Regions from separate parts of the Mus musculus genome. Here all the other regions are linked to region 1. Evidence: chromatin loops called from intact Hi-C (ENCODE). Cell type or tissue: heart. All regions are shown on one strand.

Region 1 (8,000 bases):
GACCATTAGGAGGAGATGACTTCTTCAATATCTCATTTAGTGAGACAGGTGCTGACAAGTGTGTGCTGACAACAGTTATTAAAGATGAGACCCACAGGTTGGAGAGCTGGCTCAGTGATTAGGAGTACTGTCTACTCTTCCAGAGGTTCCAAGTTCATTCCCAGCACCCACATGGTGGCTCACAACTATCTATAATGGGATTTGATGGCCTTTTCTGTCATGCAGGCATACATGCAAATAGAGCACTCATATGAATAAATAAATAAATCTTTTTATTTTTTTTAATTAGATATTTTCTTTATTTACATTTCAAATGTTATCCTCTTTCCTAGTTTCCTCTGCGAAAATCCCCTATTCCCTCCCCCCACCCCCTGCTTCCCAACCCACCCACTCCCACTTCCTGGCCCTGGCATTACCCTGTACTTTGGCATAGAACTTTGGCAAGACCAAGGGCCTCTCCTCCCATTGATGGATGACTAGGCCATCCTCTGTTACATAAGCAGCTAGAGACCACCATGTGCTTTCTTTGATTGGTGGTTTAGTCCCAGGGATCTCTCAGGGTACTGGTTAGTTCTTATTGTTGGTCCTCCTATAGGGCTGCAAAACCTTTCAGCTCCTTGAGTACTTTCTCTAGCTCCTTCATTGGAAACCCTGTGCTCCATCCAATGGATGACTGTGAGCATCCACTTCTGTATTTGTCAGGCACTGGCAGAGCCTCTCAGGAGACCACTATATCAGGCTCCTGTCAGCAAAATCTTGTTGGCATCCACAATAGTGTCTGAGTTTGGTGATTGTATATGGGATGGGTCCCCATGTGGGGCAGTCTCTGGATGGTCTTTCCTTCAGTCTCTGCTCCGAACTTTGTCTCTGTAACTCCTTCCATGGGTATTTTGTTCCCCCTTCTAAGAAGGATAGAAGTATCCACACTTTGGTCTTCCTTCTTCTTGAGTTTCATGTGTTTTTTAAATTGTATCTTGGGTATTCTGAGTTTCTGGACTAATATCCACTTATCAGTAAGTGCATATCATGTGTGTTCTAATAAAAAAAAAATTTTTTTTAAAGATGGAGTTTGTACTGACACACCTCCAGCTTTCCCATCATGAGCAGTTCATTATAGGCAAGGGAAATGCTGCCAGTAACTATGCCAAGAAGGACTACCCATGGACGATGAGATCAATGACTCTGACTTAGATGGGATTTACGGGCTGACTAGCAGGGGCTCAAGTCCTGTTTTTCCATACCTTTGGTAGGAAAATGGTTCTAGGTTCTCCTTGATGCTAAACGTCTCCATGCTGATTACAGCTGGAGTTCCTCACTTAGCCAGCCCCGAGTTTTCACGGCTGTCTTTGAACCCTACAACTCCACCGTCACTATCTTGCGGCCCTCTGACTGTATTTTCATGGTAGACAATGAGACCGTCTATGACATCTGTCATAGAAACCCTAATATTGAACACCCAACCTACATTAACCTCAATTGTCACCGTAGGCAGTTTCTATCTTCTATCACTGTCCTCCTTCCATTTGATAGACTTCCATTTCCACCTTCCTACATATGCCCGTCTACTCTGCTGAGAAAGCCTATCAGGACCCAGGTTCTTCTGCAAAGATCACAAGTACTTACATTGAGCTAGCCAATCATATGATTAAAAAGTCACCTCACCATAGTAAACACGGAGGTTTGATGCTTGACATGGTCTGGTGATGTGGTTCCTAAAGATGTCAATGTTCGGTCTGCCACCATTGAGACCATGTACAGCATGTAGTTTGTAGTCTCATACTCCAATGGCCTCAAGGCTGGCACACACCTCTCCCAGAGGAAGAAACCCGGACCAGCCACAGTGAGCTGTGTGCATGCTGAACAGCACTGGTGTCATTGCTGAGGCCTGGGATCACCCAGACCACAAGTTTGACCTGATGTGTGCAAAGCGTACCTTTGTTCACTGGCATGTGGATGAGGGGATACAGGAAGGAGGGACTTCTGAGGTCCATGAGGGCACTGCTACCCTGAAGACATGTTGGAAGGGCGGTGTGAATGCTGTTGAAGGGGAAGGGAGGAAGGAAGAAGGGAATACTGATCATCTGTTCTTTCCACTGCAGCCCCAGGCCTTATCCCTAGAACTTTACCTCCAACCAACAGCCACTAAAAGCTTCCTGAGTAGATTATCTTCGCTTACCTTTAAAAGATAATTCGGGCTGAAGAGATGGCTCAGCGGGAAGAGCACTGACTGCTCTTCCAAAGGTCCTGACTTCAAATCCCAGCTCACAACCATCCATAATGAGATCTGACGCCCTCTTCCCATGTGTCTGAAGACAGCTACAATGTACTTACATATAACAATAACTCTTTAAAAAATAATTCAACCAACATTTTAGCTATTTGCAGCTCCAGATTTAGTCCACCATACTGACAAGAATTCAATGACCTAACGATGTTTCTAATCCAGTCATTGCTCCCAAACTCCAGCGTTACCAGAAGCATATGGGAACCTCTACTTGGTATCTATAGGCACTGCATATTCAATAAATTACCATCCACCCAAACCTCTTGTTTTAGTTTATCGACTAAAGAGGTCAATGTCTCTTCTCTCCTCAGAGTCCCACTGACCCTGTTTACAAAACAGCTTCCATCCCCCATGCGCCGCTACATGGGGACTCTACTCTGCTTCCTACCACATAACAAGCACCTGTCACACAAAAGCTTTACTGACCTCATTTCCTCTGGCCTACTTCCCACTCAGTCATTCCCACTTCCCAGCTCAGGGTTAACAATGCAGCCTCCTATAGCAGTCAGATACTGCACTTGTGGTAATGTGGGTAGAAACCGTGATGATTCAGCAGGGAGGCCATGGGCACTTGCTCCCATTGATGGTGCTGTAAGGGACATGGGGCCTATGTGGCTAGCTTTTCAATATCTCAGGAAAAGCAGGGGGGATAGAGAAATGGCTCAGTGGAGAAGAGAGCTTGCTGCAGTTACAGAGGACTTGTCCAAGTTAGGTTCCAACATCTGTGTGGGGTGGTTCACGACTGTTTGAAATTCAAGCTCTAAGAGATCAAAAGCCCTCTTCAGGCCTCTAAAGGTACTTGCGCGCGCGCGCACACACACACACACACACACACACACACACACACAAATTTTCTTTTTTTTAAATCAGGGGCTTAGAGAAGGGCCCAGTAGTCAGGAGGACTCACCTCTGCAGGCTTCAGTTCTGTTCCCAGCACCTGGGAGCATGGCTGACAACGGCCTGGGACTCCAGCTCCAGGGGACCCTATGCCTCTGGCTTTCCATTTAGATGGATATACTCACAGAGTCTTAATATGTAAGAAAAACTACTTAAGGCCAAACAGTGGTGGCGCTCGCCTTTGATCCCAGCACTCAGGAGGCAGAGGCAGGCAGATTTCTGAGTTCGAGGCCAGCCTGGTCTACAGAGTGAGTTCCAGGACAGCCAGGGCTACACAGAGAAACCCTGTCTCGAAAAACCAAAAATAAATAAATAAATAAAATAAATAAATAAATAAATAAATAAAAATTAGTATGGACAAAGATAATTAAATAAAACAAAGAGACTGCAAGTCTGCCTCCATAAAAAATCCTAACTCTTCATGTATAGAAAATAGACTTCAACAGTTTGCTTTCTCCACATAATACCTTTTTCTTTCCTTTCTTAACTAGATTTATTTTAAATCATACATATGTGTTTGTATGCCAGATGTATGTGTGTGTGTGTGTGTGTGTGTGAGAGAGAGAGAGAGAGAGAGAGAGAGAGATCCCCAGAGGTTCCCCTGGAGCTGGAATGCTGGAATAATGGTTATGAGCCACTTGATGTAGGTGCTGGGAACGGAACTCTGGTTCTCTGGAAGGGCAATAAACGTTCTTAACTATTGAACTATATCTCCAGCCCCAAGTACCCTTTTTTATCCTTTGACCCTCGGTGAGTTTTTCTCTCTTTGGAAGTTTTCCTGGCTCCAATCCAGGTAGAATTAATAGCTCTCATCTCGGTCTCTGGGCATATCCCTGTCTCTTTTTCCAGTGCTTAAAGTATATTGTGTTATGGTTATTTGTCCTCAAAACATATATAATAATATTATATATTTCATCGTTATGCCGTCAGCATTTAACTGGCACTTGACACAGCTGGTCCTCTTGAAATGTTTGCTGACCTTAAGATCCTGTTCGGGCTCAAGGCTGGCGAAGTTGATGGCGCAATACGGTTAATGAATGCGGATAACCATTAGAGGGCAGACTAATCCCATGGCGTTCCGTCCCAAAGACTCGCTCCTTCATTTATTCTTCCCGTGGTCATTTCCAACCAGAACTTCACAGTCCTATTTTAATGATCTTCCACACAAAACACTCACACGAGGTTACATCTCTTCTCTAGCCACCCACTCTCTCTCCCCAGTTTCCATCATTATTTGGGGAACTAAAGAGTTAACTCCACCCTCCCACCTGGTCATCTTGCTCTGTTAATCTGCGGGATCTGGGAGGCGGCGAAGAAGAAAGGGGAGGTACTCATTGATGGACTGGGTAACCCGGACTCTGGCTCGCCTCTACTTGATTGCCTTTTCCAGAAACCCTCCCAAACTCCTATAGCCACACACACCTTTCCCGGCCAAGATCCAAACAAACCTCTACTTTCCTCTTCCCTAGGAGCCAGGTAGAAAAGGGGGGTATAGGAGGGGGCGAGGGGGGGCAGCTTCCTCACACCCTTCCTCAGTCCTGGTTCCCCCGCGGCCTAGGCGCCCCGCCCGCGGGTGCTGCCAAGGGAGGGAAACCTTGCGCAGGGACAGCGCGGCGGGAAGAGGGTCAGCAATAACTGGCGCACGCGAGGGTGGGAACCAGCCATAGTCAGGGCTGGGAGGAAGGAGTTAAAGGACCGGGATTGGCTCCCCCGGCTCTCTTGTCGCCGAATCTGGGAGGGGAGGATTCGCTGCCTGGCTCGGGACCTTGTGGTCCCGTCCCCCCCACCCCCCCCCCACCCCGCCCCCGCCCGCCTCCGGAACGGCCGGAGACTTGGGCCAGCCGGACGCCCCTTCTGGCATACTCCTGGGGCAAGCGCGAGCGCACACTCCCCTTTCCTCGCTGGCGCACCCGCTCCCCTCGCTCTTCTTAGATCGCCCTCTCGTTCTCTCGCTCTCCACGGACTCCCTTCGGGTGCTGCGCTCGCTCTCACCTGCTCTAAAGCACCCTCCGCTCTCGGACGCTCCCAATTCCGCGCTCCTGCTCGACGGCGGGACAGTCGCAGCCTCGGCAGGCAGCTTGCTCTCGCCGCTGCGGCTTCAACCCAGCCCCCTCCCTCGCTACGGCTCGGGCGCTCTTGACTCCCGACCCTCGCCTCTGAGCCCGAGGACGGCGATCAGACCATGGTGACAGCGCTGCTCCGTCGCTGCGCTCGCTGAGGCCATGCCGGGTTCCCGACGCGTCCGTCCGCGCCTAAGGGCGCTGCTGCTGCTACCGCCGCTGCTGCTGCTCCGAAGCGGCCACGCGAGCGACCTGACCGTGGCCGTGGTGCTGCCGCTGACCAACACCTCGTACCCGTGGTCTTGGGCGCGTGTAGGGCCGGCGGTGGAACTGGCTCTCGGGAGGGTGAAGGCTCGGCCGGACTTGCTGCCGGGTTGGACGGTCCGTATGGTGCTGGGCAGCAGCGAGAACGCGGCGGGCGTCTGCTCCGACACCGCTGCACCGCTGGCCGCGGTGGATCTCAAGTGGGAGCACAGCCCCGCGGTGTTCCTGGGCCCCGGCTGCGTATACTCTGCTGCCCCGGTGGGACGCTTCACCGCGCACTGGCGGGTGCCGCTGCTGACGGCTGGCGCCCCGGCTCTGGGCATCGGGGTGAAGGATGAGTACGCGTTAACCACCCGCACAGGACCCAGCCATGTCAAGCTGGGCGACTTCGTGACGGCGCTGCATCGACGGCTGGGCTGGGAGCACCAGGCGCTTGTGCTCTATGCAGATCGGCTGGGCGACGACCGGCCGTGCTTCTTCATAGTGGAGGGGCTGTACATGCGGGTGCGTGAGCGACTCAACATCACAGTAAATCACCAGGAGTTCGTCGAGGGCGACCCGGACCACTACACCAAGCTACTGCGGACCGTGCAGCGCAAGGGCAGAGGTGAGGCTGGCACCCACCAGACGGCTGGCTCGCGCGGCCTGATCTCCGGCCAGTCCACAGCCTGGCATTCCGCCTCTGGGGGCCAGGCTTCCTCCTCTTAGAGTCTTGCCCAACTCCTACCTCAGAGTTTCTAGTTCTTTCTCTCTGCGCCGGGTTTGCATTCCTTCCCTCTCCCCCTCCCCTCCTGTCTCCCGTGACCTTCCTGCTGCGGACTTTCTTGACTTAAGCGCTGAAGGGCCTAGTTCTACTGCGCCCTCAGCTTCCTGGCTCTTCTCCGTGCTGTTTTCCCTCTAACTTACCACGTTCTTCCTCCAGTTACTTCTATTGCTCCCACATGAGCTCTCGAGCTCTCATGTCCCTTCTCTGGCTGGTTATTCTCTGATTCTTCCTGCAGTCTTGGTCCTCGTCTCCCCCCACACACACACACACACACACTCACACAGATGTACAGACACACATACACACACACACACACACACACACACACACACACACACCTTGCCCCACCTTCTCTTTCTTCCTCCCATTCCTCTCTCTTCCTATCCCTCATACCTCCTTCTCCCACCTTTCACATTCTCTTGACAAGGCCCAAGACTGAGCCAGGAGTTGCTATCCTTTAGAGACTACAAATCAGAATTCCCTCCTTTGTAGTACTTTGTGTGTTGTGTGTTCATTCATGTGGTTCTCTCTCTCTCTCTCTCTCTCTCTCTCTCCCTCCCCTTTTTCTCTCTCCTCTCTCTTTCCCCTCCTCTGCCTTCCCCTCTTCTTCCTCCTTTTCCTTCAGTTATCTACATCTGCAGTTCTCCGGATGCCTTCAGGAATCTGATGCTTTTGGCCCTGGATGCTGGCCTGACTGGGGAGGACTATGTTTTCTTCCACCTGGATGTGTTTGGGCAAAGCCTTCAGGGTGCTCAGGGCCCTGTTCCCAGGAAGCCCTGGGAAAGAGACGATGGGCAGGATAGGAGAGCCCGCCAGGCCTTTCAGGTGAGTGCTGAGATTTGGAGCCCAGGTGTAGGACTCTGAGCTATTGAAACATCATTTCTGGGCACTTTGCCCCTATGTATCTGAAATAATTCCAGAAAACGGGTTTTTGATAGTCTTAGAGCTGAACCATGCACTTCATGAGATTTAGGGACTTCAGAGTCCGGAGGCTAAACAGATAATTTCATAGGCCTGAAGCAGGAGGATACTGAAGACCCATGGACCAGACAGCGCTTGAATCCTTTTGCTCAAGCACAGGGGCCGTCTCATGCAGGACACAGGGCTCCATTCGATCTTTGTCTCATTTATTATTTATTTTGTTTTTTGTTTGTTTTGTTGTTGTTTTGTTTTGTTTGAGTCAGAATCTCTCTGTGTTTTCCTGGTTGTTCTGGAACCTATCCAGACCAGGCTGGCCTCAAACTCAAAGATTCTCTTGCTTCTGCCATTCAACTTGATCCCAACCTAAACAGGCTGGTCTGGGAGATGGGACCCCAGATGACTCCAGGATACAGGAAGGACTGGAGTCAGCTCCTACCATTCCTCTTTTCAATGATTCCTTCCTTAGGCTGCCAAAATTATTACTTACAAAGAACCCGATAATCCTGAGTACTTGGAATTCCTGAAGCAGCTAAAACTCTTGGCTGACAAGAAATTCAACTTCACCATGGAGGATGGCCTGGTAGGGGGGTGGGAGGGCAGAGGGAGGGTCCTAGGCTCCTCCAGTGCGCCTCTCCAGACCCTAATTCATGGCTCTCTGTTACTCTAGCCTGCTCTCTCAGGCATCCCAGCATCCAGTCTCCCCTTTCTCCCTGCCTATTATCTGTATCTCTCCTGACGGTGGAGGGGGAGCAGTGGCAAAATTAACCCTTGAACCTAAAGTCCTCCTCAGGGAAATGCATGTGGCATA
Region 2 (8,000 bases), 180 kb after region 1:
GAGGCCAAAAAACTTCAGTCATGGCTGTAGTAAAGATAAGATGGTTGGAGGACAGAGGTGGAAGGGGAAGATTTCTTCTTATTTTCATCTGTGCCACATTCATCTGTTGTCTATTTAAATTATAATTTCTGGAAAAGGAACGGCTCCAAAAAACTACAAAAGCTCTTCTCCAATCCACATGGATCAAAAACCTACTTTTACTCCAACTTCAAGCACTATTTCAAATCTTGCTGGGTAGGCATGAAAACACTGCCTCTCTTTGCTAAAAGATGATTTAATTTATATTATTCCCACCTCTGAAGCACACACACAAAAGCCCTTCAAGTAACTACCAGATGAGAACACTGGTTCTCTCCAGAAGAGAACAGGGAAACACTGCTAACTTCAGCATCCACATGCTACCTACCCACCAGTAAAGCCGCCACCTCCATCTCAGGACCAGTCCTTACGAAGGAACATCTTATGCTTAGAGTGAATCTGGTGCTGGGGATGAACTCAAAGAGGGCACCATACCTTTATAGAGCGGGGAAGCTGTCCGGGACAGCGATTAACACCTAAATCTCTTCATTCACAGGAGTAACTAGCTCCTTCAGGTAACTGAGCCCAAGGAGGCAAAAAGTACTCTAAGTCCCGACTTGGTCCGGAAGAGTAAGTTCTAGTTCCATCAACCCTCAAGAAGTGAACTGGGAAACAGATCCAGCGAATCCCAGAAGCCCAGCTGAGAAAATGGGTGGTTTAGTTGCTACACGAGGTAAGTAACCCACGCAAGTCAAGACAATTCCCTTTTCTTACGGAGGGCAAGGGAACGATGGACGACGAAATAAAGGGGTAAGGTTCTGCACTCCTGAGCCTGTCCCCCCCCCCAATAAAGATAATTATCCAGTGCTTCCTCCACCCTTAAGGATCCCCTTTTCGTCCTATCCGCCGTCAAACATAGGACTCAGTGCAGGGAGCGGCCCCCGCACCCCGAGGGCACTACTGGGGGCGGAGAGTTAAAAACACGGAGAGGAGGACGCTCCGGAGAAGAGGGGAGCATGGCGGGCATGAGGTACTGAGTGAAAAGGGGGATGGCGAGGGAAACGGGGAGCGAGGGAGGGGAGAAAGAGTAAAAAGCGAAGACACGAAGGGACACCAGCCGGGTCGCGCGAGGCCTAAGTGAAAGACCAGGGCGCGCGCGCGGGGGGGAGGGGAAGAGGTGAAGGGGAGCGCGAGGCGGGGGCGCGCGGGCCGGGCTGGGGGAGGGGACGCCAGGCGGGGGCGCGCGGGCGGGCGTCGGCTCGCGGGCGCTTCCCCTCCCCCCGCCCTCCACCTTTCCCCTCCCCCACCGCCGCCTTCTCGCAGCCTCGCTCCCTCCGTCGCTCCTCACCGCCCCCGGGCGGGCTGGCGGGCTGGCGGGCTGGCGGCCAGGCTGGCCTAGGCCAGAGCTCCTCACCTGGCAGCGGCGGCGGAACTCCCGACCAGGTCGCTTCCTCAGGCGGCTGTGAAGGCGTCGAAAAAGGAGGCGGCGACGGCACAGTGGGATCCAGACCCCACTGGCGGGTCCGGGAGCGGGGGTGGGGGAGGGGGCGGGCCGGGTCGGGGAGGGCGGGCGGGCGGAGCAGACACTGCGGTACAGACAGGGGCAGCAGCGGCGGCGGCGGCTGCACCGGCGGCGGCGGCACCACACAAACAAGGACGCTGATTGGGCAGCTGCCAAGCGCCTTGACTCCGCCTTAACCACACGCCACGACGGCCATTGGAGGAACTTAGCCGGCTACCCGCCCTCCTCTTCTTGCTCCTACCAATTGAAAGCGGGATACCAAGACTTCACCCCACCCTTGAGGAATGGGTGGCTGGAGAAGTAGTGATTGGCGTTAAGAAAATCCAATCATAAATGGAGAAGGGGGATGGTCTAGCGGGGGCGCGTTAATGGGTACCTCGGCCAGTCCCAGACACATCCGGGTCTTCGACAGCCCATTAAGTGTCGGGGGTCAAAAAATCGCTTCAGGCTGCAGCTTTACCTTGTAGACGTTTTGGTCCCCTGGCAGCCGCCGTACCACCTAGTCTCTTAAAACCGGGATTCTCCTTTGACAGGCTCTCATTCTTTCTCGTCTAAAGATGGAGACCGGGAACGGCGCTGGGCTCTGTGTTTGGGTGGGTGGTGTTTCATCGCGACAGAATCCATGAATTTAAGGACAGGACTAGCTTTAGGAGCTCTGGCCTTGTCTTTCTGGGGTGTGGCCTGCCCCGTTCTGCCCAAGGCCTTGGGACTCGTGTGTTAATTTACTTCTGACCGGTCCTTTCCTGGTTGTACCGTAACAGCACAAAGAAAAAACAAACAATTAGCTAAATGTACTGAATTTATGGTGTATACTCTGGGATCTGGTCTTTTTCTGTTCACAGTGAGGATACAGCTTCCCACCCCACCCTATTGCACTAGCTAAGTCAAGGCCCGGGTTCTTTTGCTAGCCTGGCTATCTCCTACTTCCTCCAAGAGGTTAGACCCGCCTACATTCTACGTTTCTAGAACACCATGAATATTCTTTCTGAGCGCCCTAGAAATGAGAACTAATTATCACAAAAATAAACACATTGAAAGAATAATAACTTTTTGGGGGAACAAGAACAATGAATTCTTACTCTCTGTGAGGCAAGTACTGGCCATCCTATCTTACAGATGAGGACAATAAGGTATCGATTAAAAGACAAAGTTACACATGTGACAGACTTGAGATTTTAACCCATGTGTACTAAGGAACAGGGTCAGATTAAGCAACTTGCCAAAGGTAGACAGCAACTGAGCAATGATTAAAAGTCAGATCTAACTAGTGCCAGAGACAGTAGAGAAGACATTTTTTCAAATCACTATGGAAATAAAATTGTAAGCCTGACATGATGGTGCACAAATGTAACTTCACCACTGGGATGCTGAGGTCACAGGTTAGCCAAGGCTAGATATGAAGATGTTTCAGATTCCTTTAAAGGGGGGCTGAAGAGATGGTTCAATAGTTAAGCACTTGTTGCTCCTCAGAGGACCCAGGTACCTATCTGTAATTCCAGTTCAAGGGCTCCATAGCACCCCTCTGACTTCCCTGAGCACCAGGGGCTCCTACAGTGCATACACATTCATGCAAGGAAAACACAGTTTGTAAATACCTAAAAATTAATTTGTTAAGAGTTGACCTAGAGATGGCACACGCCTTTAATCCCAGCACTCGGGAGGCAGAGGCAGGCAGATTTCTGAGTTTGAGGCAAGCCTGGTCTACAAAGTGAGTTCAGGACAGCCAGGACTATACAGAGAAACCCTGTCTCAAAAAACACACAAACAAAAAAACAAAAAACAAGAGTTGTCCTAGAATACTAGTTAGCATGTTCAAAACCCAATACTGCAAATTATATAAATAAAGTTAATTATGATGGAGAGCTGGACATGACAGTGCATGCCTTTAATCCCAACACTTGGGAGGCAGAGGAAGGTGAATCTCTGAGTTCGAGGCCAGCCTGATCTACAGAGTGAGTTCCAAGTCAGCCAGGGCTACACAGAGAAACCGTCTTGAAAAAAAAAAAAAACCGTCTTGAACTTGTGGCAATCCTCCTGCCTCAGTCTCACAAGTGTTGAGATTACAATACTGAGTCACCAGACCTGGACCATACAATTAGTTTGTATTATAAGGTTAAACAAACAAAAAACCTATTTGTATTCAAGTATTGTGTCCAGATAAATAAATAACATAACCTTGAGTTAAAGTATTTAGGTTTAGATCTTGGCTCTGAACCTAACCAGTTCTATGATTGTTGTACAAGTACAGATTCCTTTTTTTTTTTTAATCTATTCTCTTGTTCACCCAACTGTACAAGGAGAGTGCTGAATATAACTCATAGGCTTATTGTTTGGATTATAAAATAACATACCTTTAATATTCTGGGCCATGCCAAGAACAAGAATATAGTATTCAGGATTGGAGAAACAATGGCTCAGCAGTTAAAAACAAAAAACAAAAAAAAACATTGCTTGTCCTTCTAGAAGACCAAGTAGCACCCATGGGGTGGCTTCTGTAATCCAGGGATTTGATGCCCTCTTCTGGCCTCCTCCACAGGCACCAGGCACACAAGTGGTAAACAGACACACATGCAGGCAAAACATCTATACACACAAAATACACTTTTATAAAAATATAGCATTTGATATATACACTCAAGAACTATAAGAATTTTCCTAATGTTCCAATGATTTCACGATTTTAGCTCCAAATTCAGCTTGTTTATATTTTAACTCCATCATCTTCAGCTTTTGCTGACTCTCTTGAGTCACTGAACAAAGGATAAAGCACCTAGTGTAGATCTAAGGTTTACTGTTACAGAAGTCCTACAGTACACTCAACCAGGCACGTACTCTGTGATGTGAGTGCTGGGATTAAAGACGTGCGCCACCACCGCCCGGCCAGAAATTCTTCTTGACTAAAGCTTTGTCCATCATCAATGCAAAGTTCCTCTGCTGTCTAAAGAGCCATCTGTAGTAAGAATTCTGGAATTTGGGTTTCTTTGGGGAGAAAAAAAAAACACAAATATTAAAGGAATGTGCCCTTGTTTTAATCCCAGGTGTAGGGATGTGGGGCTGCTGCAGACTACCCACAGCAGCTGACTATGATTTGCCTCCTGCTCTAGCAGAGTTGTGGTTTTGCCAGCTGCAGATAATTCCTGTGATTGTGTGACATTTGGAATTCTGGGAACTTTTCAAAGGATATATAAATTCAAGGGCCCTGAGAGTCAAGGTTGGTGGTTATTAGTGATTCGGAGGGTGGGGGAAGAGTTTAGTTGCAATTTTTTAATGGTTATGCTCAAAGACAAAACTGGGATTAAAGGCTTGCGCCACCACTGCCCAGTGCTCGCCTCTTAAAAAGAAAAATAATCCTCTGCTCTTTCCTACATTTGAAATCAAATTTCGCTGGGCAGTGGTGGCCCACGCCTTTAATCCCAGCACTCAGGAGGCAGAGACAGGCAGATTTCTGAGTTTGAGGCCAGCCTGGTCTACAGAGTGATTTCCAGGACAGCCAGGGCTATACAAAGAAACCCTGTCTCGAAAAAAACAAAACAAAACAACAACAACAACAAAAGGCGAGCAAGTAGTTTATTGCAGTTGCTGCCACTGGGCTATCTCCTGCTTTGCTTCCAGGTGGAATTTTCTGCTTTTTTCTTCCTATATTTTATTTCAAAAAGGTTGAAAGACTGGCTGAGCAGTTGAAAAAGAGTGCAGGTGGAAATGGAGGGGCCTGAGAAACAAACAAAAGGCTGAACTGGGAAAATAAATAAATAAAAGAACTTTTTTTTTTTTTTTTTTTTTTTTTTTTTTTTTTTTTGGTTTTTCGAGGCAGGGTTTCTCTGTGTAGCCCTGGCTGTCCTGGAACTCACTCTGTAGACCAGGCTGGCCTCAAACTCAGAAATCTGCCTGCCTCTGCCTCCAAGTGCTGGGTTTAAAGGTGTGCACCACCACGCCCAGCTAACTTTTTTTTTTAATTTATTTAATTATTTATTCATTATATTTAAGTACACTGTAGCTGTCTTCAGACACACCAGAAGAGGGCATCAGATCTCTGTTACGGGTGGTTGTAAGCTACCATGTGGTTGCTGGGATTTGAACTTGGTACCTTTGGAAGAGCAGTCGGGTGCTCTTACCCCCTGAGCCATCTCACCAGCAACTTTTCTTTTTTTTAAAGATTTATCTGTTTATTATATGTAAGTACACTGTAGCTGTCTTCAGACACATCAGAAGAGGGCATCGGATCTCATTAAGGATGGTTGTGAGCCACCATGTGGTTGCTGGGATTTGAACTCAAGATTTTTGGAAGAGCAGTCTGTGCTCTGAACCACCGAGCCATCTCTCCAGCCCAAGATTTTTTTTTTAATTTTTTATTAAATATTTTCTTCATTTACATTTCAAATGCTATCCCAAAAGTCCCCTATACCCTCCCCCCCCCCCCCCCCCGCACTGCTCCCCTACACACACACTCCTACTTTTGGCCCTTGCGTTCCCCTGTACTGGGGCATATAAGTTTGCATGAGGCCTGGCATGGTGGTGCACACCTTTAATTCCAGCATTTGGGAGACAGAGGCAGGCAGATTTCTGAGTTCAAGGCCAGCCTGGCCTACAAAGTGAGTTCCAGGACAGCCAGGGCTATACAGAGAAACCCTGTCTCGAAAAACCAAAAAATAAAATAAAAATAAAAAAAAATAAAGTTTGCATGACCAAGGGGCCTCTCTTCCCCATGATGGCTGACTAGGCCATCGAGATGGCTCAGTGATTAAGAGCACTGACTACTCTTCCAAAGGTCCTAAGTTCAATTCCCACCGACTACATGGTGGCTCATGACCATCAGTAATGGGATCTGATGCCCTCTTCTGGTGTGTCTGAAAACAGCTACAGTGTACTCATATACAAAAAGAACTTTTCTGAAGGGTTGCAGAGTTGGAGGTGCAACTCTGAGAGGTTGTGGGTGGAGGTGGAAACACTTGGGAAGAAGCACCCCAAAAGAACAAAGGCTCAATCCCAAGAGCAGGAGTTTCCTGCAGGAAGAGGAAAAGAAACTTCACCGGAGGGCGGTAGGGTCAGAGAAAAGCTGAGAAAGTGGGAGGACAAGCTGACGAAAGAGGCCATTTCAAGCGAAAGGTATAATCTCAACAGAAAATTGCATCTGTTCCTGTCCATTAGAGTACCCCGTCACCCAGCGACTGCTCCTTGACTAGTCATTCTCCTCCATCCATTTTGCTGTTCAGTATTCGCAGCTTCTTCCCTCCACCATGTCAACCACTGCAACTGCAGACCAGCCTCTACTACAGCTGTCACCGATCCCTTCCAGTCTTGGGGAGTAATTCTACGATGAGTAGCCCAGTTATTTAGAATTTGTCATATAAAGCAAGTGCATTCTATATGAAACCATGGCCTTTTTACAAAGATTATATAAGGCTCTGGAGAAGCTGTGGCTGTTTTGGTTTTGTTTTGGTTTTGTTTTTAACAAAGATTAGTCTCAGCTGTAAGCAAAGTTGTATAAGAATCTGACAAGACAGTTGTTGATAAAGACCTTGGCACATGAAAATGCAAAATCCAAATGTAAAAAAATTATTAAGCCAGGTGTGGTGGCGCACACCTTTAATCCCAGCACTTGGGAGGCAGAGGCAGGTGGATTTCTGAGTTCGAGGCCAGCCTGCTGCTTTACAAAGTGAGTTCCAGCACAGCCAGGACTATACAGAGAAACCTTGTCTCGAAAAACCAAAAAAAAAAAAAAAAAAAAAAAAAAAAAATTTTTTAGACCATTAAAGTCAAGAACAGCACTTATGGGCTAGTGGATAAGAGTTACGACTGATGTTGGTTCTAATGTGTACCATGTTAGCTAGTCTCATGAGTCAAGTTATAGCTAGAGGTCTCTGATATCAAAATTCCCGGTACTTTAATTGTGGGAAATATGGTCATTTACAACAAAATTGTGAACAACGCATCTTCAAAACCAATAATTTTCCTAAATATAAACCAGAAAGAATGCCTAGGTTTCCTGGGGTGTGCAGGTTATGTGGCAAGGAGTGCCATTGGACCAATGAGTGTAGGTCAAAAGGAAATTTTATTTCTTATCCGGAAATGGCCTTGGAGGCCTAACTTAAGCCTTGCCCCCAAACAAAAAGTACAAATCCTTTCAGCCAAGGAGTGACATACAGACCAAAAACTTTCTCTGGGCATTGAAGATTTAATGCATTCTACTATAGGCAGCATGGCTTGAGACTTGGACACAGGTAAATATCTTTACCCCCCCAAAATTCAGTGTTATAAAATAACTACTGGAGCTTATGGTCCTTTGCCCTCAGGGACAGTAGCAATGATCTTGGGAAGAAGTAGATTCACTTCCCAAGGACTCATTGTGCATCTATGAATTATAGATGAAGAGTTCAAAGGAGAAGTTTAAATTATGGTCTATGTAAAAAACGAGCTGCAATTTAATGCAGGTGATAGGATTGTTCAGCTGCTACTGTTTCCC
Region 3 (8,000 bases), 200 kb after region 1:
GGGCAGCGGAAACGCCTCATTGTCTTCCTCTGGGTAGCGGCCCAGCAGCTCTATACCCCAGCAGGATTAAGAGTACATATTAGAGCGAAAGGTCCATTTGATTCCAGGTAAAGAAACTCGAGTATCCCAAAGAAGGGCTAAGTGGCAAAGAGATGTAAGTTCTAGGGTCACTGAAGTTGCCAGAGGGTCAAAGGGTAGGACATAAAAAGAAGCCACTCACCTGCCTCATACACCAGTGTGTTGGCCTTGGCCAGGCCTACCTTGTAGCACAGGTACACTGCTGGGCCCCACTGTCCCCAGAAATGACAAGAGATAAGCAGACACATCACTAACATCGGTTTCTGGATTCATCTTCTCTCTACTTCCCTTTAGTTATCTTTTGTCTTCAAAGATGTTCCTAATTCCAGTCCTCCCACCAAGTCACTTCTGATCTGGCCTGGTGTCAATGGCCTCGGCCCCCAAATACCCTTTGTGCCGCCCCATGTCCATACCCTTACACTAGTTCTTCAGGTTTCAGCTCTCAATACCTCAGCACCACTCACCATGCCAGGGTTGAGGTTGCGGGGTAGCCGGCAGTAAGTATGAGGAGTACCCTCACCCTTGCTGGGCAGAACCAGGCAGAGGTCAGTGATGCCCAGGGCATGCAGCCCTGCCCCTTCTGCTGCCCGCCGATACATGAGGTAGGTGCGGGGGTGCCCGGGGCCTGGAGGGGCCAGATTGGCTGAGTGGCTATACGGTGTCGTGTCAAGCACTTGGAACCCAAGCTTGGGTCGTTCCTTCCCTTCATATAACACCCTGGCACAGAGGGTAGAGACATCAAGGGGTTAGGATAGAAAGAGTCTTGGATCCTGCTGGATCTTCCTACCTGGTCTCCTAAACCTGCCATGCTCTCTTAGCCTTGTCAAACCCTGGTAGTATAGCCCACCACTTCCTACTTAGGTCTGTGCTCTAGGATCCCTTCAGTCAGTAACCATCCCTTCAACCCATACCTTCCATAGCTCTCAAGAGTAAGCACTCAGAACCAACAGGCTCTGCAAAGTTCAAAGTTCCTCACACGGGTTACTTCATTTAATATTCTGAGCCAGCCAGAGAGGAGCCACTATCCTCATTTTGCAGATGAGGAAACGTTGACCGCAGCAAAGGCAGTGAGCCCATTCTCTTGACCTCTAGCCTATTCCGCTGTGGTCCCCACATTCCTCCTCTTGACCCATATCCCTACCTCTTCTAGCTCATTCAAAGGTCCCTCCCAGCTTCCTCTAGTGCCAGCGTGGATAGGGGTACGTACCCCAGCTCAACGAGGGGGGGCTTGTCACGCCCCCTGCGGTAGCAGATGACTGGTTGAGTTCCACCCAGGAGCCCAGCACTGAGCTCCAAGGGGTGGCCACCCGCAGAAGTCTGAATGCATGTATAGCCCTGGGGCACCTCCTCGCCCAGTGCCCTAGCGATGACTGCCACATCTGTAATAGGTTCAGCTGGCCGGGGAGGGCGCAGGGGCCCGGTAGGCTCGGGAACCCACTTCTCCTCAGGTATAGGCGCTCCATTTCCTGCAAGCCCAGCCACCACAAAGTAATCCACCAACCGGGGAGGCCGCTCCTCTGCCATGGCCTCTGCTTCACTCACTGCATCTGGAATGGTCAATCGAGGAAGAGATGGAGCAAGAGAGGATAATGTTCCCATGGCAACGATAGTGGACACCCCCCCTTCTTCTTCCTAGTTCTTCTAAGGAAAGGATAAATGATCAGCCAATCTTGAATTCTTCCACCTGTGACATCACCAAACTCTCATATTCCACCACAGCTCCTTAGAGACCACTAGGTCCTTCCTTCTTAGTGACATCAGCCCTTTTTTCCCAAAGAACCCAAACTCCACTCTACAACACACAACTGACATATTCCTCACCTATTCCTTTAAAGGCCTGCCTCTCCTTGCCCGCTACAATTACGTCTCAGAGAACACAGTATTTTCTGTAATGGCCTGCAATGACATCATTCACTCTGGCTACCACATTACACCAACTTTTGCTTTGTCAAAGGTCTCTGCTCTTGTAGCAACACCACAAGAACCTTCCGATGCAGCTAATGTTCTTAAAGCACCCATCCTTTCATTTCTAGAAGACTTTACAGATGCCTAGGAAGGCTTACAAAACCCAAGATTTAGCTTCTGCTCATCAGATTTCAAGTATCCTTTTTTTTCCCTAGCTTAACTTTACCTAGTTGGCCAAGCAACCAGGACTTTCCCATCTCCAGGATCCTTAGGTGTCTGTAGTTAGGCACAAAGGGACTGTAGGAGTCAGCTCCAGTCATGCCATGCCCGCGCCACCCAGCCCAAGACAGAATCGGGGCCACAACAGCCTATTGGTAACTTATCTCACCTGCCTCCATGGCCTGACCCTGGGGAGTGGAAGCCCCAAGAGTCCTGAGGTGCCCCAGGGTGCTGAAGGTGGGAAGAAGCCTGGCGGGTAGCTTGCAAGGGGCTAGAGGCTGAGAGAGTGCTTCAGAGGGGAAGGGAGGCTACTTCCTGAAATGGCTGCGAAGGGGAAGCTGTCGCTAGCTCAGCATAAGTCAGCCTATGGGTGTGTGGTATCGCTGGGGGGGCGGGGGGGATAGTACTGTTTAAGGTGCCAGCACAGCATCAGACCAACGCAGACCTCCCACTAAGGGTCCTGTGCAAGGCAGGGAAGCTTTTAGTGTCTCCAGGATGCACAGTCTATTTAACCTCCCGCTCTTCCTCAGAGAACTAGAGCCAAACCGACTGTCTTCTCAACCTGGCCTCTGGACACACATGCCCCAACTCAAGCTAAATTTAGCTTGAGCTTCTCTACATCTGAGAGGTGAAGCCAGGAGTCAGCGTCAGCCTCCTGATTTAACTCCAGGACACAGCTCACTCTCTCATCCACTGCAGGCCAATAGTAGTTCTGTGCTCCAGACAGTAGGCAAAAGCCGTTAGATGAGACCCTCTATAGGCAAGTGGGTGGTCCCGGATCAACAGGACTTGTGTGTCCAGGCCTTCCCTTATCCAGCCAGGGAAGAGTCCTATAGAATGCAGCCCCTTCTCCCTTGGGGGAAAACAACGGCACTGGAGCCACTTTGGGTCCCAACGCCCACATGCCGAATGACGGGAAGTCGGGGCTAGGGCAGAGGGCGCGGCGCGGGGGAGGTGGCTGAGCAAGAGGCCGGAGGGCCGAGAGAAGCGCGCGCGGGGACTGCCGAGGACGTGACGGCAGCAGCGCCAGCAGCCGCGTGACCCAGGCGGGAAGGAGGGGTGCTCTGGCTTGAGCGCCCGCGGGAGCTCCAGGTTGTAGGATGTCGAGCACAGCTAGCTAGCTCTGGGTTGCGCCCTCCCCTCCACTTTCACTTCTCTGGGAGGGAGGAAGCGGAACCAGATGCGCAGCGTAGAACAGCTGGGGACAGTCCCTGGAGCCGCCCGCCCTCCGCCCGCCCTAACCCGCCCGCCGCCCCGCCCGGTCCGGCCCCTACCTGCCTGCCCTGGGACTCCCCAGCCGGCCCGCTGGCGGGTGGCTCTGAGGGCGGGCTGGCGGGCCGGCGGGCGGCTGGGCTGCTATCCAGCCCCGGACATGGCGCACTCGACTTAGGAGCCGCTCGCGCCCGGGCTGAAGGAAGAAGCAGCAGCCGAGGGCGCCGGGCACGGTGGAAGAAGATCTGGGCGGTCCCAGCGTCCCCGCGCGCTGCGCCACGCGGGGACTGCTGCCACACCACACCGCTAGTTCCAGCCGCGCGGTCCTCCCGGCTCCCACGTTGCTGGGGACCCCAAGCTCTTCAACGCGCCCTGCTTTCTCCACTCATACCCGCCCCCCACCCCCCCAGGAGCCGCGGGCGCCTCCGCTATTCTGCCCCCCCCCACACACCCGGGCCTGCGGCCGTGACCCTGGCTAGCGCCGGCCCAACACCCTGCCGCCTGCAGTGCGACCCCTGGTGGCTGGGAGGGCCCCCTGCAACCAAGCGGATTCCCACCACCCGGAGGAAAAAGCAAGACACTGACCCCAGATGGCCCCGAAGTCAGAGTCGGTGCTCCTGTCCTGCCCTACCGTCAGATGTGGCCACTGTGCCACAGCGAAGGCCCTGAAGACCTAGACCTGGGAAACCCAGGTGACTCCCCACTTCCACGTTTAGAACCCACTGGCCAGAGCCAGAAACTCTCAGTTCTTCTTTCGAGAAATGACAAGAACATTGAAAAAGAGGAAGAAAGGCATGAAGCCGAATAGTGGAGGTGTAGCACTCCTTTCACTATGCTGGGTGAAGTCTAACAAAGCCTTCGTGGAACATGGTTGTCTCCCAAGGATCTATTGCGTTAAACCCAAATGGAGCAGTGAAATGGATGAATCGACATACAGTCCTCAGAACATGAGATTGCTTAGGTCCCCCAAACATAAACCAAGTAAGCCAGCTAGGCCTGCTTACTTCTCTCTAGAAGCATCAACACTGGCAATAGCCTCCTCCAGGAGAGGGGAGGATTTTCTAACAGAAACAACTGTGACTTGGGACAACAGCCTCTCCTTACCCAGGGCTTCAGAAGAGTAACTTGTCAGGCTAGTCACGGTGCCCCATCCCCTGATGCTGCAGCAGGCAGGGCCTTAAACAAACAAGGGCACATAAGGTGACTTCCTGCTGCCTCGGTGAAGTCTGTATAGGCTTTAGGATACATCCAGTTTGGGACCTAAATCTGAGAATGGTGCTTCCGCACAAGCACAAAAGTTCTGAGAGGATTAACGCACACCCGTAGCCCTAGCACTAAGGAAGCCAAGGTGCCAACGGGCACGTGTGACTTCTAGGTAGTCTGCCCTATGTAAGAGAAATCCTGTCAAAAAACAAACAAACAAAAATGCAACACAAAAGAACCTATGGCACCAAACCTCCTTAGGTCCCCAGCCATGTACCAAATAGCCAAGCACACAAAAGGTTTAATAGGATTTTTTATTAACATATAATATATTTAATAAAAAATAATATCCATTCTGGCTCTCTCTTCCATTGCAAGGGGAAGAGAAATAGGGAGGGGCTGGTAGTGCCCATCCCTTCTGGACAAGCCCTCTCTCCAAGATTTCCCTCTACACCTTGCTTCCCAACAGGCTCTGACCTCCAGACAGACGGTTTTCAAAGTTACAAGTGCTTTTAGGCCCTCCCTTGAATTCCCCCAAGCCCACCAGACATACAGCATTCAGGGGCCACCTGGCCAAGCCCCTTCCCTTTCCTCAGTTTTAGGATCCTTCATTCATATTAGAAAAAGGATCTGGGGGCAGAGAGTAGTCTCTACTGGCCAGGGGGAAGGGATGAAGACTGATGGGACAGGGCCATGAAGAAGGATGGCAGTGAGGTCCCCTCACTGTAGCCGATCACTACGGAATGAGTCCTCCACAGCAGGGTCAGGCAGCAGGGCACAGGGGTCACTCAGCATAGTTAGTCCTTCCAGGCCCAGTGGCTCCATGCGCAGCTCATCTTCTAGCCCCAGGCCCAGCTCCAACCCAGATGCTGACACCTCAAAGCCAGGCACTCCAGCCAGGGCTGCTGCAATCTCCTTAGAGAAACCTGGGGAAGAGTCTCCTGTGTGTACAAGAGGTGGGTAAGGATCTCAGGCCACACCTCCAGACCCCTCAAGCTCCTATCACAGCAGTGAGGCTGTCAACTCTTCCTGCCAGTCTCCACCAGCACCCACACTCCCTTACCTGTGAGTATGATATTAGGTCCTGAGCCATGGCGGGAACAGTGGGTCAAGTTCTGGTGGTTGAGGACGTGAGGGTCCTGGGGGCCACTCATTGATCCCTCACTCCCTAAAAATCCAGGACCTTCAGAAAAGGCAGGGGGATCCAGCACCAGGCTGGTTGATGGGCTCTCCATGTTGAATTGCTCCAGCTAGGGACACACAGACAGACCTTAAGGAAGTGGGCTTCAGAACAGGGTGTCCTGCCTAGCTCTGCTGATATGTCCCCTTTGCCTAGCAAGCCCCATCCACCCAGGAAGAGAGGCAAAGACAGAAGGAGGTGATAGCAAGCAGAGCCAACAGAAGCGAGCACGGGGCCCGAAGAAAGTGTGGGCACCGTACCTGCTGGGCCAGAGCATGTGCATGCCAGGAAGAGAACGGGTCAAGGCAGGAGTCATCAAAGAGCAAGCTGAGCAGAAACAGAGGGGCAGGAGTAGGGGTCAAACACAGGAAGACAGGAGCCCCAAGCTGGCATTGCTATGTTACCTAGGGGAAAAAGAGGTCCACCCATATCTCCCAATTCAGCATACCAGTGACCACTCAAGTAACTGACCCACCCTCAGCCCACCCCCATCCCCCATTTCAGAACTATGAGTTTGCATACTCACATTCCCCAAGCTGAAGTCATTTATTGGGCGGTGGTAAGGCTGTTGCCCATGTCCACTGGACCCAGGTGGGTACAGTGCCCCATAATGTGGCTGCCTGCCTGGAGGCTGTCCACCTGAGGGCTGCACTAAGCAGGCCTGAGAGGGCAACTGCTGTAGAGACTTTGGGGTGGGTGGATGGGTGGGTATAACTAGACTTGGGGGGCTATATGGGTATGGGGGCAATCGCTGGTCAGTAGGCAATTTACTGGTATCCAAGGGAACGCCCTGAAAAGGGAGAAAATTTATTCTTTAGTGTGATCCCCCAAAAGAACTCTTAAGAGTTCCCCACCTTGTAAGCTGTACCTGTCCTCAATACAAACATAACAATGCTCCAAGCCATGTGTACTGGTGCGGCCCCTGTAACCTCAGCACTCTGGAGGCAAGAGCACTGCCTCTGCTTGTCTCCCCACTCTCCCCCAAGCCAACACCACCCTAGGCTTCCACGCACATCTCTGGGGTTGGTGGAAATTACACAAAATGCCTATTAAAATGTAGGTGCTCAGTGAGGCTAAGCCCAGCAAGGTTAATCTTAAACCCGTTCCGTAAGTGACTGTTCCTAATCCCCGGTACCTGGTATCAGTAACTGGTTCCTTGTGACAGCTCACTAGAGACTGACTGTTAATGCCACAGGGAGGATGACCACTACTGTTCTGAAGCCCTGGAGGGGCTTCACGGACCAGAGGGGAGGAGAGGAAGAAGTAGAGGAGATGTGGAAGGAGAAGTGCCCTCCCTGGCATGGCTTCCCTACAGGAGAGGGTACAGATGGAACACAGAACATACATCCAGGAAACAGCCATGGAGTAGGGCAGAGGACGGCAGAGAGGAGGAAAAGAATAAGGGGAAGGAAGAACAGGAGAAAGATTTGAAAACTTTAGCACGGAGGCAAGTCTGAAAAGAAAAAGGAAAAGAAAGCTAGGCAAGGTAGCTCATGCCTGTAGTCCAAGCTCTTAGGAGGCAGATGCAGCAAGGATCAGATGCTCCAGGTCAGCCTCAACTATATCCTGAGTTCAAGGCCAGATGAACTACATGAGACACCATCTCCACCATTTGCGCAAATGTTGGGAAATTACTTTCAGTTCAGGCACCAAGTTTTTCACTTATACAGAGTGAAAGGACTGAGCTCTGTGGTCTGAGACTCTCGGGCTCTATGAGTTCCACTGACGTAGGGGAAATAGGAGAGGGATGAGCCAGAACAGAAGTGATGGGGGATGAGCGGAACTGGCAAAGGAAGGATAAGAACAAAGACAGGCCAATGGATAAGCTACACTGGCACCTGTGCTATGCCCGATGCCGAATACTCAGTGTATGTTACTGCATCCGATGTTCACAAAACCATGAAACTGCTGAGGCTCAGAGAAGTTCAATAACGTGAACAAAGCCAAGTATCAAGAGGCAGAACTATGATGTGAAACCAAAAGGTGTAATGGCAGAGCTTGTACTCTTAAGCGAAGAAGGGAAAGAGAGATACAAGATGGGTTGGGACAGGGCAGAGGAACGGAAGGGGATGGATGAGACAGGGGCAGGCACGGGAAGGAGAAGGGAGACATATGGAGGGAAGGTGGCCACGCATACCTGAGTGATGGAAGACAAGGTGGGTGACATTGTTGGCGAAAACTGTTTGGGCAGCTGCTGTTGGGA
Region 4 (8,000 bases), 54 kb after region 1:
CAGGACCCTATGTCACTATTATAACACCCCCCACCTTCTTGACAGGATCTCAGGTGGCTCAGACTGTTCTCAAACTTTCTCTGTAGTTGAGGATGGCCTTGAATGCCTGGTCTTCCTCCTACCTCCCAAATGCTGAGATTACAGAGGTTTCTCTGTAGCTAAGAAGCTGATGTCTCCTTAAGTTTTACCCTTTTGGCTGAGTCCATGACAGGATAGAACTCAGCAGGTGCACCAGGCAGCTAATGAGGTTCCCTAAGGCCTGAACTCATTGAAGAGAAGCAGGGTAGAAGAAGGTCTGAGGGAAAGGCAAGCAGTGACTCAGAAGAAACTTGTACACTTCCGTATCTCCAGGGGGAAGGATGCTAAGCCCCCCACTCCCCAACACGTCAATACTTGGCAAAAGCAAAGGTCATTCAGAGAACAGAAGAAGTCATTTAGTTAATAAAGCTCATGTTTGGGTGCCAGCAAGGGGATGAGTGGGTGAAAGCATTGCCACACAGAGCCTTCCTCTGACCCACACACTCACAGATAAAAATAAAGGTTTGTGGTTTGTTTTAGTTTGTTATTGTTGTTGCTGCTGCTGCTGTTGTTGTAAGACAGCTTTCTCTATATAACCCGAGCCTTGAACTCACTTTGTAGACCAGGTTGGCTTCACAGGGATTCATCTGGCTCTGCCTCCTGAGTGCTGGGATCACTCTTTTAACCACCAAATGCTGGGATGAATTATAGGCACGTACAACTATATCAAACTAAGAAACTACAGTTTTGTTTCTGTTCCTTCTCCCAGACCCCGATCCCTTTATATTCCCTTTGCTGCATCTGGCTGGGTTACAGCATGTCTAGAAACCTCTGGGTTTCTTTTTGACTTTCACCCAAAGCCATTTTTCAGTGACCTTTTACTGGCAGATAAAACACAGATGGCTTCCACCTGGGTTTGCTCAGCTTGTGGCATCAAACAGTATGACACTTCCTGAAAAGGGAGGTTGGGGGACAAGGACAGGACTAGGAGCTTTGCCCAGCAGACTTTCTTGCCTTATTAGAGAATCTTTTAGTCCTTTTTCCCTAATCCAAGAGGCAGAAGAGGGTAGGTTTGCAATGGAGGAGCCCTGTAGAAGAAAGAATGGAGAACACAGTGCTCCATTGCCTCTCTGTTGCCTCTCAGTATCCTCGTGTTTCTATGTAAGAGGAAGGCTTTGGGGTTGGATGGTTGCTGTGGGGTCAACATCTCCATTCACTGGCTACTCACGAACCTTATTCCACACAGTGTTACCGGGACTTGGCTCTGGTGAGTCGTGATGGTATGAACATCGTCCTGAACAAGATCAACCAGCTACTTATGGAGAAGTACTTGAAGCTGCAAGATACCTGCCGTACTCAGGTGAGGCCAAAAGCAAAGAGGGGGCACTGGAGGGTCACTAGAGCATGTGCCTAGCACACACAAGGCCTAGATTCAAGCTCCAGCTCCAAACAAGAAAAGAAAACAGCTCAGAGGTGTAGGCTGGAGGTGAACCTTCTAAAGAGAGGCTGGGGAGGCAGCTCTGTTACTGTGCATCTAAACTGTGCACAATTGAGTTGGCTCCTTTTCCAAATTCACATCTCTGCTCTGAATGTCTTTTTCTCTCCTTTAGTTGGTGTGGTTGGTTCGGGAACTAGTAAAGAGTGGAGTTCTGGGAGCTGATGGCGTTTGCATGACATTTATGAAGCAGATTGCAGGTAAGCTTGCTAGCTAGAGCACTAGAAGAAAGGGAAGGAGCCCAGAGATAAGTCTAAGCAAGGGCTGAGTACCCGTGAGGAACTCAAGTGATACGGTTTGGACCCTAGTGTAGATGTCTCCTGGCCACATATGTTGCAGAAGAAAATGGATCAGAAAATCACAGGGGTCTTTGGATTAGTGAGTCTTGCCTTGGTTTCTTTCCTGCTAACTTAAGAGCTGACCAGGTTTGGTCTGTGTTAGCCACTCATCTCTCTCGAGTTGAGCAGCATGCTAGATCAGGAAGGGGGTGCAGAGAGAATCGAGTGAAGCCATTTGCTCTCTGCCTTTCTGCTTTCCCCGACTCTGCCCCTGTTCTAAACACTGGGTCGCTAGTGATTTTGGCATTTTGGAGCTAGTCTGAGGGACAGTGTCACGGAATAGTCCCTGACATTTAGGGTTTTTCTAATCTTCGAATCCGTGACATCTTTCTGAAATACTGAATATGAGAAAAGTCTGCTCAGGCCACCTCTCCTGCTTTGAGATTGTTTGCATTTTGTTTTCCTGATTAAAACAAGAAACAAAGCAAAGTATTAATAATAATAGATAAAAATGAGGCCAACTCTGTGGCTCTGCTTCACCATCAGCGTCTGGGTTCTGTTTCCTGTGGCGATAAGAACTGTACCTAAGTTCTCGTGAGTTTGGGCAAGCACTCCACCTCTGGAGTATGCCGTGTCCAGCTCCTCCCTCCCCCCCACCCCCCTTTTCTTTTTAAATAAAACAAGTCCTGCTATGTAGCCCATGCTGGCCTTACACCCACAGTCCTCCTGCGACAGCTTCTTACCTGCCTTGGCACCTGGCTGTGCTGTGCATTTTCTTCAGGATTTTCTCTTTACACTGATGTCACTGCGTCACATGTATGGCCCTAATCTTTGTGATGCAACTAGGTGAACACTAACCTTGTTTTTCACTGAGATCCAGAGCAATGTGTAGCCTTGGTGTGCTGAGTATTTATTTTTATTCTTTCTTGGCACTTTCTTAACTGTTTGACACTCTCAGCCCCATTTCTCATTCCAATATTTTTATCTGGCAACACTGCATTTTAATTCTGCTCCAGGGATTTCAGTGGCAAGATCCAAAGGCTGGTGTATAGATATCCCTTAGCCTGTCAGAATGCTGAATCCCACCCTGACTCTCAGACAGTAGACTGCAGCTGCTCTCAGCTGCCTGCATCTTTTAGGCCCTGGTTCAGATACCGCCTTTTCAGCTGGGGCGTCTAAGGTCTGTTTTTCTCAGTCATCACTTTTCAAGGACAAAGCATTACCTCTGCAGTTCTGGTGGATAGAACAATATCATCCTCTCTGGTTTGGGGGGGAGGGCAGCAGTTCTAGAACATTCTTTCTCTCTCAAGGCAAAGGGAAAATGTTTACATCCTAAAAGAGAGAACGGTTTATTCTAGCATTCAGGGCAATAGTGGTGGGAGAGTGGACCATCGGGATGACTGAAGAGATTTATTCGATTAGCTGAGTTGCTAATTAGAGCTACTGTATTCTGATTCTTCCCCCTCCCACCCCTTGAAATCAGGTGGCGATGTTACAGCCAAAAATATCTGGTTGGCAGAAAGTGTCCTGGATATCCTGACGGAGCAGAGGTAGAGTCTCCCATGAAGGGTGGGGCTGTGAGGGGTGTGAGTATGGGACATGGGAAAGAAAGGCTGGTGGCTCAGAGCACTCTGAGGCCAGGGGAAGGTGTGGCAGGCCTGATGGTGGCAGATGGAGAACTAAGGTCAAAAGATGGAGGAATGGGAAAGAAGGCGCTTGCTAAAATATCTCAGAGCCCAGAAAATCTGGTCTCATCTGATAAGGGTTTATTTTTGACCCAGACCTCCTTGGAATGTTTATGTTTGGGGGGACTGAGAGGGAAATGAGCTCAGCAGAGGGGCCAGCCAACCACACGAGCCTGGCAGGTACCATACGCTCCTCCCTCCCAGCCTCAGGCCAGCACATGCTCTTTTTTGGAATGTCACAGGGCCAATGTAGGTGACTAGGGAGCAGAGAATCCTGCTATAAAGTGACATGGGGCCACATTTGAACTTCTGGCTCCTGTTCTCCAACAAAGTGAAGGGCTGTGTGAGGGCCCTTCTAGTATGTAAATTTGCTTGTGGCTTCCCCTTGATGCTAATAGGGTCCCAGTTTCTGCATCACTTCTTTTAGTGACTCTTTCTGAGTAAAGACAACAAGTAGCCAAATGACTGAGAGGCCTAAAATTCATATTCATTTCAGATTAAAAGGATGGTTTCTTCATAATCGAGAGCTATGTTCTGCCCAGCCCTGCTCTGTAGTGCCACCTCGTGGCCTGGATCCAGTTATGCAGCTGCCCTGGGGCTGGTCATCACACTAGCAGTGGGACTTCCTAGGAGTTTCTTACTTGGCCTCTGCTTCTTTCTCTTGGTCTCTGTGTTTCTCTGCTGTCTTTGGTGAGAGGCTCTCCCTTTCATCTGCTTCTCCTCTTCATTGTGCCATCCTCATGGCACATTTGTGCCTCTGCTAGTGACCTTCCTCCAAAGTGATTTTTCTCATAATGTCCCTCGTGTCAGATTCTGTTGTAGCTGAATTTCCCATGCAGGGTCACACAGCAGCCGCATGGCTGCCTGAGCCTTCACACGTTGGGTGAAAGGGAACACCTTGGCACTGAAGCCTGTGTTCTGCTTACCACCCTGTTTTCCTAACCTCTCCCAGTATTTCAGGGATGTGGGGTAAAAGGAAGTGCATGTCCTTGGCTAGCATTTCCATTTTGTGAAAACAAAAGGACAGTACTGGGCCTAGTAGTGCATGCATATAATCCTAGCATTTGGGAGGCTGAGGCAGGGGAATTACTCTGAATTCAAGTCTAGTCTGGGCTATATAGCAAGACTCTCGTTTCAAAAAACAGCTCACACATACACAAAAGAAAAAGAAAGAAGAAAAGAAGAGGCCTTGGCCTTTTAGTTAATTAAGTAGCTTGATTACTTTTCCTGAATCAGGAAGTTGCCTGGTTATATTAATTAAACTCTTCCTCTAGCTCCCTGCCTTTCAGCAGGGGTGTCAAAGCAATTACAGCCGACTTGGCACTTAGACCCTCCCCACTGAGCCTTTACCTTTGTCCCTTTTGAAGCAGCGGGAAACAGATAATGTTTTTATCACTCTGTTTTCCACGGAAATTCTGAAACTGGGGAAATGGGCTTTGCCATCTAAAATCAGATGTCTCCCCTACACCCCCAAATCCTCCCCGATTTTGGGTTAGGGCAGGCAACTAATTATCTGAGGGTGGGGTGAATGGTTAGAACCTGGGAAAGGTTTGTGGTTTGGGGGCTGTCGTAATAAACCTGGTAGAGGCACAGCACAGCACAATGTGTTCTAAGAACTCCAGGGCCTGGAAAGGTCCTAGAAATCCCCAGAGGTCTTTGCATCATACTTAAGAGAACTACTGACCGAAAACACTTTCCATAGCTCAGCAGGAAAAATGGAGCTTACCTCTCTCCCAAGCCTAACATACACCGCTTCAGCTATGATATGCTCTGGCGGTTGAATGAGTTAACAAGCACAGCTACTTTATTGGTAGCTGTGAATGTATTTATGTTATAGGAGGCTGATTTCATTTGGTACCTACCTTAGTGAGGCATCTGTCTGGTGAGGGAAATTAGTTACCTTTACCTGTTAGTCAACTCATAGTCGGGTATAACAGCCAGAGTGAAACCCTCAGAAGCCAGAAGCCGTTCTCAGTGTGTGTCATCACAGCAGTATGAGGGTGAGGAGGTCTAGGCAAGCAGTCTGTGCAGTGTCTTCCCTTCCTGCAGGGAGTGGGTGCTGAAGAGCAGCATCCTCATTGCCATGGCTGTGTACACGTACCTCCGACTTATTGTGGACCACCATGGGACTGCCCAGCTCCAGACCCTTCGGCAGAAGGAAGTTGACTTCTGCATCTCCTTGCTTCGGGAACGGGTAAGGGAACAGGACAAACAGTATGAGGAAGTGATGCCAAGATGTGGTGTCCGTGTGGCCTTTATGCTTCTGGGCCAGAGATACCTTGTTAGGGGTGCAGGTGGTTCAGATGTGGTATTTTCATCATCCCTGGACAGCTCAGGAGCAAAGGACAGGGAACCGGAGTGGAATACCCCCTGCTCCTAGAAATGTCAGATATAATGCCACCATCCGCAGGGCTTTTCTGGTCCGTTCCAGCTTACATTGTTGTACAACAGACAGCTGCTATTGTGTGTCCACTGTTACATGAATCTCACCTCCCCCAGAAGTAATTGTTGTGTTTACTTGGGTGGTTACGAATTATTTACTATAGTTTCTCCCAAGAAAGATATTCTAACTCTAAGCTATGAGGACACTGACTACATAGGAAAAGTTAGTTAAAAGAAATATCAGATCAGAGTTCAGTAGTTAAGAACAGGTGCCGTTCTCACAGAGGACCCGGATTTGGTTCTCAGCACCTACATGGTGGCTCACAGCCATATAGAATTCCAGTTTCAGGGGACCTAGCACTCTCCTCTGGCCTCTGTAGGTATGTTGTGCACATATATACATGTGGGCAAAAACTGATACACATAAAATAAAAATCTCTCTAAAAAAAATTCAAAATGCATTCACATAATTGTATAGGCACATGTCATTAATCAGTATTTGTTTAGACCAAACAGATACAGATAATTTCTTTTATGACAAATTGTCTTTTCTGATAGACAGAATGAATTTTGGGGTAGGATATATGGATGCTCCTTCCCAGCCTCATACTTTTAGAATCAGGAGAGAGAGGGGACCTGATGGTCTAAGAGTCTGTGTGGTCCAGCTCTTCCCAGGCACCTCTATCCTTGTGATGGTCCCCAGCCTCCACCTCTCTTCCCCGAACAGTCCCTTGCTCCAGACAAATCATCTAGGGTTCCTTCATAGGACGTTTTCTTTTGTCCTCCATAGAACATGCTATTCTTTTGTCCTTCCTCCAGAAGGGGAGCAATACATGTTTTTATTCTCTCTCCTGCTCCCCATTCTCCAATCTCCCTCCTATCTAGTTCATGGAATGTTTGATGATTGGCCGGGACCTTGTAAGATTACTTCAGAATGTTGCTAGGATACCAGAATTTGAACTACTGTGGAAAGATATCATCCATAACCCTCAGGCCTTGAGTCCTCAGTTTACAGGTAAGTGAGCCCCTGGGTATGCCCTGTCCTTGTTGTCCTGATTGGATTTGAAGGGGCAGAGTTGGCCTAGGAGAGATTTTGATAGTCAGGGAAAGCTTGAGATAGGACACACTATGCCAGTTTCATCTGGGTGTGGGAATGGCAGAGGCGCAGAACAGTTCATGTAGTTTCTGGCTAGGGCCTACATGACTGGTTTCAGCTGCCACTGCTCCTAAAAAAAAAAGAAAAAATCAGACAAGGCCTCAGGATAGCTCAGTAGGTAAAACACTTGACCCCAAGCCTGATGGCCGGAATCCCGTCACCAGAGCACATGTGACACCCACTGTGACGTGTGTGCATCTACATCTATGCAGCAATAAACTAAAATAAGACATTTAAAGGACAATCGTGAGACAGAAAGATGTTGTCCTCTTCTTCCACTGTTCCTTGTCAAGGTGATGGCCAAGTCTCCAGTTTTGCTGTGGTAGACAGGGAGTCAAAGGGCAAACTAATATGGCCGAGTCAGCAGAGGGCCCAGTTGGTCCCGGAAGAGATGGGCCTCTAGGATGTAGCTCAGTGATAAAGCACCTACAGTGTCCTCAGTTTGATTTCTAGAGCTGTGGAAAAGAAAAAGAAATGGCCCTAGCCTCTTAGTCCAGAGGGTGTGTTCTTGCATGCTTGTATGTTTTCTCCTGACAGGGTTTTTCTTGTCCTTTTGACTTACCCAGAATCCTTTTGTATTTTGAACAGCAACTCTGTAGGCTTCATTTCTCCCCCCCCCACCCCCCAACGCCTCCAACAGTTCTGCACAACACAAATGTGTGTGCACACACATGCTGAAGGCTGTCATCTAGGACCTGGGAAGTGAGGACAAAGAGAAGACAGTGCTACTGTGTGATACTCTGCTAATACCTTAAGCATGTGTCTGGTTGTCTGGCTCTGTCAGAGGGTGTGTGCCAGCTCATTTAATTATCTGTACAGCCCTTAAGATGGATGTTTCACTTTCTACACAGGAAAGTGAAGTTTAGAGAGATTAAGTCACTTGCTGAAGGCCACACAGTAAATAACAGGAAGGATTTGGATACAGGTCTTTCTGATTGCAATGTTTGTGGCTTTGCCACGCAATCATATTAGCCCTACGATCTCAT

What was found. Peaks named below come from ENCODE experiments on the same cell type or tissue, not always from the same donor. Only the 100,000 strongest peaks of a DNase experiment are listed, where the experiment ranks them.
Region 2: a loop joins it to region 1, with 2.3 times the contacts of the local background. A loop is called at or near these places in 5 of 42 quality-filtered maps.
Region 3: a loop joins it to region 1, with 2.3 times the contacts of the local background. A loop is called at or near these places in 3 of 42 quality-filtered maps.
Region 4: it touches region 1 in a loop (10-fold over the local background); 35 of 42 quality-filtered maps call a loop at or near these places.

What each region holds. Positions count from the first base shown.
Region 1 is chr3:90,462,907-90,470,906 of GRCm38, reverse strand. Npr1 (natriuretic peptide receptor 1) reads left to right here and starts at 5,041. Exons shown (of 22, transcript NM_008727.5): 1 at 5,041-6,112; 2 at 6,897-7,096; 3 at 7,659-7,772. The coding sequence starts at 5,404. In heart, a CTCF peak has its summit at 4,236 (motif pointing right); DNase peaks (open chromatin) are centred at 4,546, 4,806, 5,896 and 5,946; H3K4me3 peaks cover 2,902 bases; H3K27ac peaks cover 2,276 bases; H3K27me3 peaks cover 4,213 bases.
Region 2 is chr3:90,286,857-90,294,856 of GRCm38, reverse strand. Gatad2b (GATA zinc finger domain containing 2B) reads right to left here and starts at 1,676. Exons shown (of 11, transcript NM_139304.3): 1 at 1,433-1,676. In heart, a CTCF peak has its summit at 4,075 (motif pointing left); DNase peaks (open chromatin) are centred at 1,146 and 1,856; H3K4me3 peaks cover 2,876 bases; H3K27ac peaks cover 3,041 bases.
Region 3 is chr3:90,261,038-90,269,037 of GRCm38, reverse strand. It overlaps Crtc2 (CREB regulated transcription coactivator 2), which reads right to left. Exons shown (of 14, transcript NM_028881.3): 11 at 7,935-8,000; 12 at 6,324-6,587; 13 at 5,681-5,867; 14 at 4,913-5,558. The coding sequence ends at 5,338. Dennd4b (DENN/MADD domain containing 4B) reads right to left here and starts at 3,803. Exons shown (of 28, transcript NM_001356483.1): 1 at 3,477-3,803; 2 at 1,286-1,625; 3 at 543-795; 4 at 221-290; 5 at 1-50. The coding sequence starts at 1,602. In heart, CTCF peaks have their summits at 3,758 and 3,957 (motif pointing left); DNase peaks (open chromatin) are centred at 1,507, 2,487, 3,287, 3,937 and 1 weaker place; H3K4me3 peaks cover 2,258 bases; H3K27ac peaks cover 2,754 bases.
Region 4 is chr3:90,408,871-90,416,870 of GRCm38, reverse strand. Ints3 (integrator complex subunit 3) reads left to right here. Exons shown (of 30, transcript NM_145540.3): 4 at 1,265-1,378; 5 at 1,629-1,713; 6 at 3,275-3,341; 7 at 5,526-5,670; 8 at 6,744-6,873. Among named protein-coding and RNA genes, the nearest start is that of Ints3, 21 kb to the left of the region's middle. In heart, no CTCF peak of the experiment used is centred here; a DNase peak (open chromatin) is centred at 4,050.